Linked DNA regions of Homo sapiens: region 1 is linked to region 2. Evidence: chromatin contacts called from ENCODE Hi-C or POLR2A ChIA-PET data. All regions are on one chromosome and are shown on one strand. Each heading gives the region's core, a stretch centred on a gene start or an enhancer-like site at or near the end of the contact. The rest is flanking DNA. Distances are from core to core; before and after follow the strand shown.

The links. Hi-C counts contacts between places; a loop is a spot of excess contacts on that map. ChIA-PET counts read pairs that join two places held with the same protein, here RNA polymerase II (POLR2A). Pooled maps may share reads with other maps.
Region 1: a loop to region 2 is called in a map of sigmoid colon, with 4 times the contacts of the local background. The contact joins two enhancer-like sites. A Hi-C loop is called at or near these places in 2 of 168 maps with a recorded cell type or tissue (aorta and sigmoid colon) and 6 of 50 pooled maps. POLR2A ChIA-PET finds 5 or more read pairs at or near these places in 1 of 52 experiments (activated T-cell).

The regions. Positions count from the first base shown.
Region 1 is chr7:25,848,118-25,851,771 of GRCh38, forward strand. No RefSeq gene overlaps it. Among named protein-coding and RNA genes, the nearest start is that of LINC03007, 60 kb to the left of the region's middle. Within about 2 kb of position 1,719, at least 17 of the 41 ENCODE cell types and tissues checked have a DNase peak (open chromatin) inside an H3K27ac peak, as active enhancers do; they include sigmoid colon, where a contact is called at or near this core.
Region 2 is chr7:25,455,098-25,458,824 of GRCh38, forward strand. No RefSeq gene overlaps it. Among named protein-coding and RNA genes, the nearest start is that of NPVF, 230 kb to the left of the region's middle. Within about 2 kb of position 1,859, at least 11 of the 41 ENCODE cell types and tissues checked have a DNase peak (open chromatin) inside an H3K27ac peak, as active enhancers do; they include sigmoid colon, where a contact is called at or near this core.

The sequences.
Region 1 (3,654 bases), core at 469-2,968, 390 kb after region 2:
CCCTGAAGTCATAATCCAATTGTGTCAACGTGGTAATTAAACATCTGGATTGATTAGGTGGGGAAAGGGAGATTATTTTCTAAGATATTTTTTCTAAAAAATAAGCTTAAGAGTAGAAGGGCTCTGGTTTCCCGGAGCTGTCTAGAGTCATGGAAGGAAGGCCGCCAATATGAGGGATGAGGATGGCCACACAGTAGGGTGACTTTTCAATAAAATAACTTTTTTGTTCTTGTCACATTTAGTGAGCTTACTGCAACTACTACCCTACCAAAGTCACTGACTTCAGTAAACCATGGCTCAGCCATATGATGAATCATCCAGATGATCAAAATTATTCTTATGAAGAGCTTTTAACAACAAATACAGATACTTGTGATATAACACTGTGAACAAAAGCAAGATATACAAGGGCATTTGCAGTATAATGACAACTATGAAACCGATCCACATACGAGAACAGCAATACTCCAAAACTTCAAAAGGTGATTAGCTATAGATGGTGGGATTCTAGATGATTTTTGTTATTTTCTAGACCTTGTATTGAGTATTCTATAGTAAGTATGGATTCATTTTTATAATTAAAAATATATTTTTAAATGGAATAAAATCTATAAAAGGCATCACCTACTTCTTTCAAAGGTCACATATTCCTTAATCATGGCTTGAAGCCTCAGAGCTAAAATGGCAGTGTTCAAAATATACATCTGCTTTAGAACCTATTTTCTTCAATCTTTCCTATGATACTTAAAATTTCATAGACCTTCACAGAAATGTGGGAGGAAATCTGTTAGTGACTTTGTACACGCACCCAGATGATCTGGAACTGGTACTCTCCAGTGAAGCAGCCACTGGTCACTGAGGCTACCAAGCACTCGAAATGTGTCTGGTCCAAGCTGAGATGAGCTCTGAGAATGAAATACACACCAGCTATTGAATATATGGGAAGGGGCAAAAAATGTAAAATATCTCAATACTAACTTTATATTGATTACATGTTGAAGTGATATTTTTGAGATATTGCATTTAATGAAAAATACTATTAAATAATTTCACCTTTTTTTTAATGTGTAATATAATGTAATATGTAAAATGAGCTATGTAGCTCACATTAGCGCTCTTTTGGACTGAAATACTCTAGAAAAAAATTCTGCAGAAGTGTGCTTCGATTATCCATCTATCATCTTTCAGAAACATGCAGGATCTGAATACACACAGATTGCTTGCCCAAGCCAGATCTATGGCCCCCAGTAAAATGTATTCTCCTGCCCCTCTTCCAAGTTGTATCACACTTTTAGTGGTCAGACAATTTCAGTTATTTCCAAGCGCAGACGAATTGAGGCCAGTTCGATGAACAGCACTTACAGGCTGCACCTAACAGCCGTCTTGCCTTTCTTCAGACTGACACGGCCCACAGAGCTCAGAATTCTCTAACTCCCTAACATCTGCCTCTGTTCCCATGGATTCACTCACACATCTGTGTAACACTTCATTCAAAGGACACAGTCCCCATTTGAGACAGCCTCAAATATTCACAGCTCCCAAAAGGCTGTGCCAAAGAAACTTCCTCCGTGTAGCTGTAGGCCATCTCTCAAAGTGCCCTTGGTGTGAGGGGACTGAAAATTATTGCTCTTCAAAAGGGCAGGGGAAAATGAAAGGAAGGATTATATCTGCCTGAACTGCCAAACCAAACTCTGAGAAGCAGATTCTCCAGAGAGTGACTCAGGCCCACATGATGTTTGTTGGGGATGATGTTTTCACTGGGAGGCGAAGTGTGCATTTGCTTATCTGGCCAAAGGCTACTCAACTTATGTGGCCAGCCCACCCCACAGCAAACGTGTACAAGGGTTCTTGTTTCTCCCTGCTCAGAGCTGCATTTTCTCTCTCTACAGCAGTCATTAGAATAAATAAAACCCATATAATCAACATGAGAGGAAGAGGACATATTTTTGTAATGCACGCGGGGGAGGAGGGTGGTTTTTAAAACACCAGGGACACCGCGAATGCCACAGTTATTATGTCAAGGCTCATGAGGTCAAAGTCAGTTAATAATTCCCGATTATTCTCTTAAAGATGACTAACACACAGCCCAATGCTAACAGTTTTCATATTTTAATGATCTTCCATAGAGTTTTCTAATTTATTCAACCTCAGCAGATTCCATTTCTTCATAAAAATAAAGTATTTTTCATCACAGAGGAATAACTTCAAGTTTTTCTTCAGGGATGAGAATCCAAAATCCTGACTCTGCCTGCCATGCTACTGAGCTGTCTCCATTTATCTCTCTGAAATTTTTTGGCTTACAGATTAAAGCATTAGAGGAAAAGAAACTATAAACATAAAAGAATAATAAAGATCATGATTTGTTTAATTTTTACATTCTTATTATTAAGACAGAATTTAGGAAGCAAAACTGCACTTTATCACTTTAAAATATACCCCCAAAATCACTACACTAAAGGCATTATAAAGGGTGACATTGTAAGAATATTTAATTGACATGATTTGGGAGGAAGGGCTGGCAGCACACAAGGAAGAATCGAATGTGAAAGAGAATTTGGTTAATTTTAAAATGTTATCCAAGTAATTACAGTCATTATACTTTCCTGCGGCGCAGCAAAGAAGTAAAAATATCAAGCTCTCCCGCAAATTTTCCAATATATACATACTGTTAAAACATACACATGTGCACACAAACACGTACAGTGAAACCAGATTTTGGAGTTTATCGCTTGCCAAGGTTCACCCCAGAGCAAATATTTACTGCGGAGTTACAAAATTTTCCTGAAGGAGAACCAAAATGGAAGCGTTTACATATGCTGCAAGTACTTTGTGTGCGCAGGGGCCACAAGAAAGATATAGTTTAATAAAAACATTTATGGATTTTGAAAGCAAACACAATCCAAGAGTCTTGCACATGTGGGAAAAGATGATATTCCAGCCTAACACGTTCTCTCTTGAAGATCTTTTGGCTGTTTGCAGTGAGCAAACCCCAGTTTCCTCTGGGGCCCCGCTAATCTATATTGTAAACCATTCTCAGGAAACAAATGAAAGAACCATCCGACACTGCCCTCGGAGACAGCGGCAGGGATGCGGCTCTGCTCTACAGGCAGACAGAAACTTCCCAGGATGGGCGAAGGTGGCTGCTGCATGAAGAACTGGGGTTCTCTAACCTAAACCTTCGCCACCTCCTCTTCCTATCAGGAGAATCTCTCTTAACTGATTTCCTCTGCATTCTCTCACCTCCCGGGCTACCTCCCACTTCACCATCGCAAAACGAACCCGATATTTGCAAAACTTAGGAAAAGACACACCGGCGTGCGGCCCACTGTTTCCATGCCTTTTGCCCCATGGCCTGAGAACCCACTGTATGCATGGCCTTAGAACCAAAGTTTTGCACTTCAAGTGAGCTTTGTTCACGTTCGCCCCATTTTGTTCTGCCATTAGGTCTTGCGGGTGCGCTAGCCTGCTCTTCATTAGTGCTTTTGTGCCTCATTCTTTATGAACCCCGGGCTGCATCCATCTACCTTAGCGCTAATGATCAAACGGGGGATCTTGAAATCACTCTGCGCAATTTACAAATCACACAAACTGGAAAAAGGAATTCACGCCAAATTGGACAAACTTTTGGAAAGGCCTTGTGGAGCCTTGCTCCTC
Region 2 (3,727 bases), core at 609-3,108:
TAATTACCAGAGGTAAAATCCCTCATAAACTCCCCAAAAGGGTCCCGGGGCCACCTAAGAACCTAGCAGGTCAGGGAAGGAATAAATAGGCTTCCTATGAGCTGGACCTGTTCCAAGAGCTCTGCGTGTACCATCTCGGTTAATCCTGACGGCTCTGCTAGGCTGGGGACTGTGTTCATCCTCATTTTCCAGTTGAGGAAAGCTAGCACAAAGGTGTACAGTAACTTAGTTTAGGCCACATTACTGCAAGTGATAGGACTAGGATCAAACACATCTATTTTGCACCAGCAAACCAGGATCAGGCACAGTCTGCTTCCAAAGACTGTGCTTTAAAAACTAAGCCAATCGGGAACGACCCACACAGAAAGAGAGTCTTTTGGTGGGAAAAGAAAGACCGATGGCATGGCTGATGGCAGCCCAAGGGGACAGTAGACAAGTAATTCCCTGGGGTTTGAAGAAAAAGCCGAGGAGGAGGACTAAAGGGGCTGTCTGAGATCCGTGACCGAGGAAGGGGGGGTCCTACACCAGCGTCTCCTGCATGGGTCATTTCCTACAGCGTCGGTGCCCCCTCACACTCCTCCTCTTGTCTGCAGCCTCCTGCCCACCTCTGCCCCCTTCTGCATCTGCCTGACTCCTACTTGCTCTGTAAGATTCAGCCATGGTGTCACCTTCTCTGAGAAGCCTAAGACCCCAGTCTGTACTGGGGACTCCCTCTTACCTCCCACAGCTCTTTCACTCAGTTCTGCAAAAGAGGTTTAACTTTCTGTTTGCCGAACTAGTCAGTCCCGTGGTGACGTCAGGATTATCTTTCTCTCACTTCAGTGCCTCTGGGACTTAATAGGTGCACGAAGAATATTTATAGGTGCCTGAGAAATGCTTGCCGAGAAATGACTGGCTGTTCCAAGGCATTTCCAGGGCAAGGCAGTCCAGTCTGTGCCGGGCCGGGCGGTTGTAGAGGAGGGGATTGGGTTGGGGGAGTGAGCAACCTGTCTCAGTTTGCCTGAGATTGTCCTGATTTTAGAGTTGAAAGCCTGGCATCTTGGGAAAGCCGTCAGTCTCAGGCAAATGAGACATTTGTCATCCTGCAGGAGGGGGACAGTGGTACAGTGGGAGTCAGGAGCACTGTTTTTTTTTTTTTGGCGGTTCCTGTAAATGAGGATGGTTTTCAAAGATGGTTTCCAGAAGTTTTCAAAGATGATTTTCAAACCCAAAGGATCAAATGGTATTCAATTGTTCAGGGTAAAAATTCACATCAAAATTTAATGAAAATGACAGCTTTTCCTCATGTCTAAGTTTTGACACAAAACAAAACTCCTACAATAATAGCAACAACAACAAAATTTTCCTAGTATGGTCATAGACTTGCTCTCCTCCTACGGTTTCCTTTGATTGCTCCCAGAAAGGGACACATACTTGGGAACCTTCTTGCTTTTCCCTGTTGCCACATCTCTTTTGGCCTTGGCCAAATCATACTGCTGAGAGAGACTAACTGTTGCGGTATCTTTTATCAGCCAGGTCTAGAGGAGTCTCATCCCTACTCCCTGGTCCCTGATGTCACTGGGGTAGCTCTTCTCTTCTAGAAACAGGATGGGGACTGCTCACAAAACAGTTTTGCCACAGGCAGAGCCTACACTTTCAGCCTGGCCCTATCTGAGTTCTTTCTCTGGCCCTCCCAGACACGGAGAGGTCTTTAAGATAAAAAAATTTGGCATTGGATTTTAAGTCTGGCACCCCAGGCTGAAATCTGGCACCCAGGCAATAGACTCACTTTGTGTGGGTTCGCTATATCTAAATGTAAGAGAACAGATAACAACAACAAAATTTAATTTTGGCTTTCATCTTCCTGTTTATATCTTTCTTGTTTACTTAAGCATGTGGCCTGCTGACAGCTGGCAAGCTCACAAAAAAAAGGAAGATAGACTAGTTCTGATTGCCCTAGGGTAACCTCCTTAGTGAAGTCCTGTAAGGAGTTCTGGGCTGTCCTTCACTGGCCTTTGCTGCAAAGCAGTCCTAGAGCCTTCGCATTAGCAATGCCCGACACCTGCTTCGCTCCCGCTGCTTTGCTTTTCCACCCACAAAGTACTTGAAGAACAGAGTAGTGAGGAAAGCCTGACTTTCGGTACTTACCAGCTGTGTGACCTTCAGCAATCCTTAAACTTTTTCTCCATTATAGAATGGGTATACTAATTATTCCTATCTCATAGTAATTTTCTTGAAAGATTAAATGAGGTTGCTTCTGGGAACACTTGGTAGGGAGGTGGAATGTTTTAAGCAGTTTGTAAAAGTTAGCTCCGTGATTCTCATTTGAATTCAATTTTGCTCCCAGGGGACGTGTATAAAGACACGTTTAATTGTCACACCTTGGGGTGGGGGATGTCACTGGCCTCTAGTGGGCAGAATGCAGGTATTTTATAATACACAGAAAAGCCCCCTACCTCCCTACTCCACCAAAAAAAGACAGAAAGAAAGAGAGAGAGAGAAAGAAAGAGAGAGAGAGAGAGGGAGGAAGGAAGGAAGGGAGGGAGGGAGAGAGAAAGAAAGAGAAAGGAGAAAGAAAGAAAAGAAAAGAAAGAGTTATCCTATTTAAAATATCAATGGTGTTGAGTTTGGGAAATCCTGCATTAGCTATTACTATGTTATTATTCCTGTGGAAGTAATGCCTCTTTATTCTGGATTAGCTTCATGGAGACATAGTCGTAGATATATGAGAAATTCACAAATCCTGTGATCTTATTTAATAGGTGAGTGTGTTACCAAAACAAGTGGATGCTGATCAATGTAGAATTGACCTGTACACATTGTTGATCATAATGTCCATATTATCTTATAATATATTCTCAGCTGTCTCTCCAAAAAAGAACAGTCTAAGACTCCGTATACATATTAGCTCCCTTTATTCCTTTGGTCTTAGAAGATAAACTACACTTTAAAAAAATTAATAGTGGGCCAGGTGCAGTGGCTCACACCTGTAATCCCAGCACTTTGGGAGACCAACAGGGGTAGATCACTTCAGATCAGGAGTTCGAGACCAGCCTGGCCAAGATGGTGAAATCTCATCTATACTAAAAATAGAAAAATTAGCTGGGTGTAGTGGCAAATGCCTGTAATCCCAGCTACTTTGGAGGCTGAGGCATGAGAATCGCTTGAACCCAGGAGGTAGAGGTTGCAGTGAGCCAAGATCATGCCACTGCACTCCAGCTTGGGCAATAAAGGAACACTCTGTCTTGAAAAAAAATTAATAGTGTTATAATTTTTCCCTTACAAAAGCAATGCTACACAAATTCATTATTTAAAGAATTAAAAGGTACCATTCTTCTTGACTCTCCTATGGGTTTGATTGGATGCAGAGTTAGAAGAGAATTCATAATTGGCTTAGACTGGTGAGGCTGCCAAGCTCTTGAAATGTTTGTTATCAATTCAATTCATATTTATTGAGCACCATCTATTTGCCTAAACCATGCTAGTTGCTGGAGAGATGGTAGCAGATAAAATGAATACATGGTCTGGTTCAGAAGATGGAAACTATACAATTAATTACAAGTATGTTACATATTATGAAAGGGGACAGAGAGCAAGGAGATTATTTAATAGAGTCCTAGAGGTGCCAAAATGCTCACTGAGGAAGTAACATTTAAGCTCATCACATGAAGAAGTTTCAGGTAAACACGTGTGAAGATATGAGCTGAGGGAAGGCAATGAAAAGACATATAATTATGGGGTGTACTTG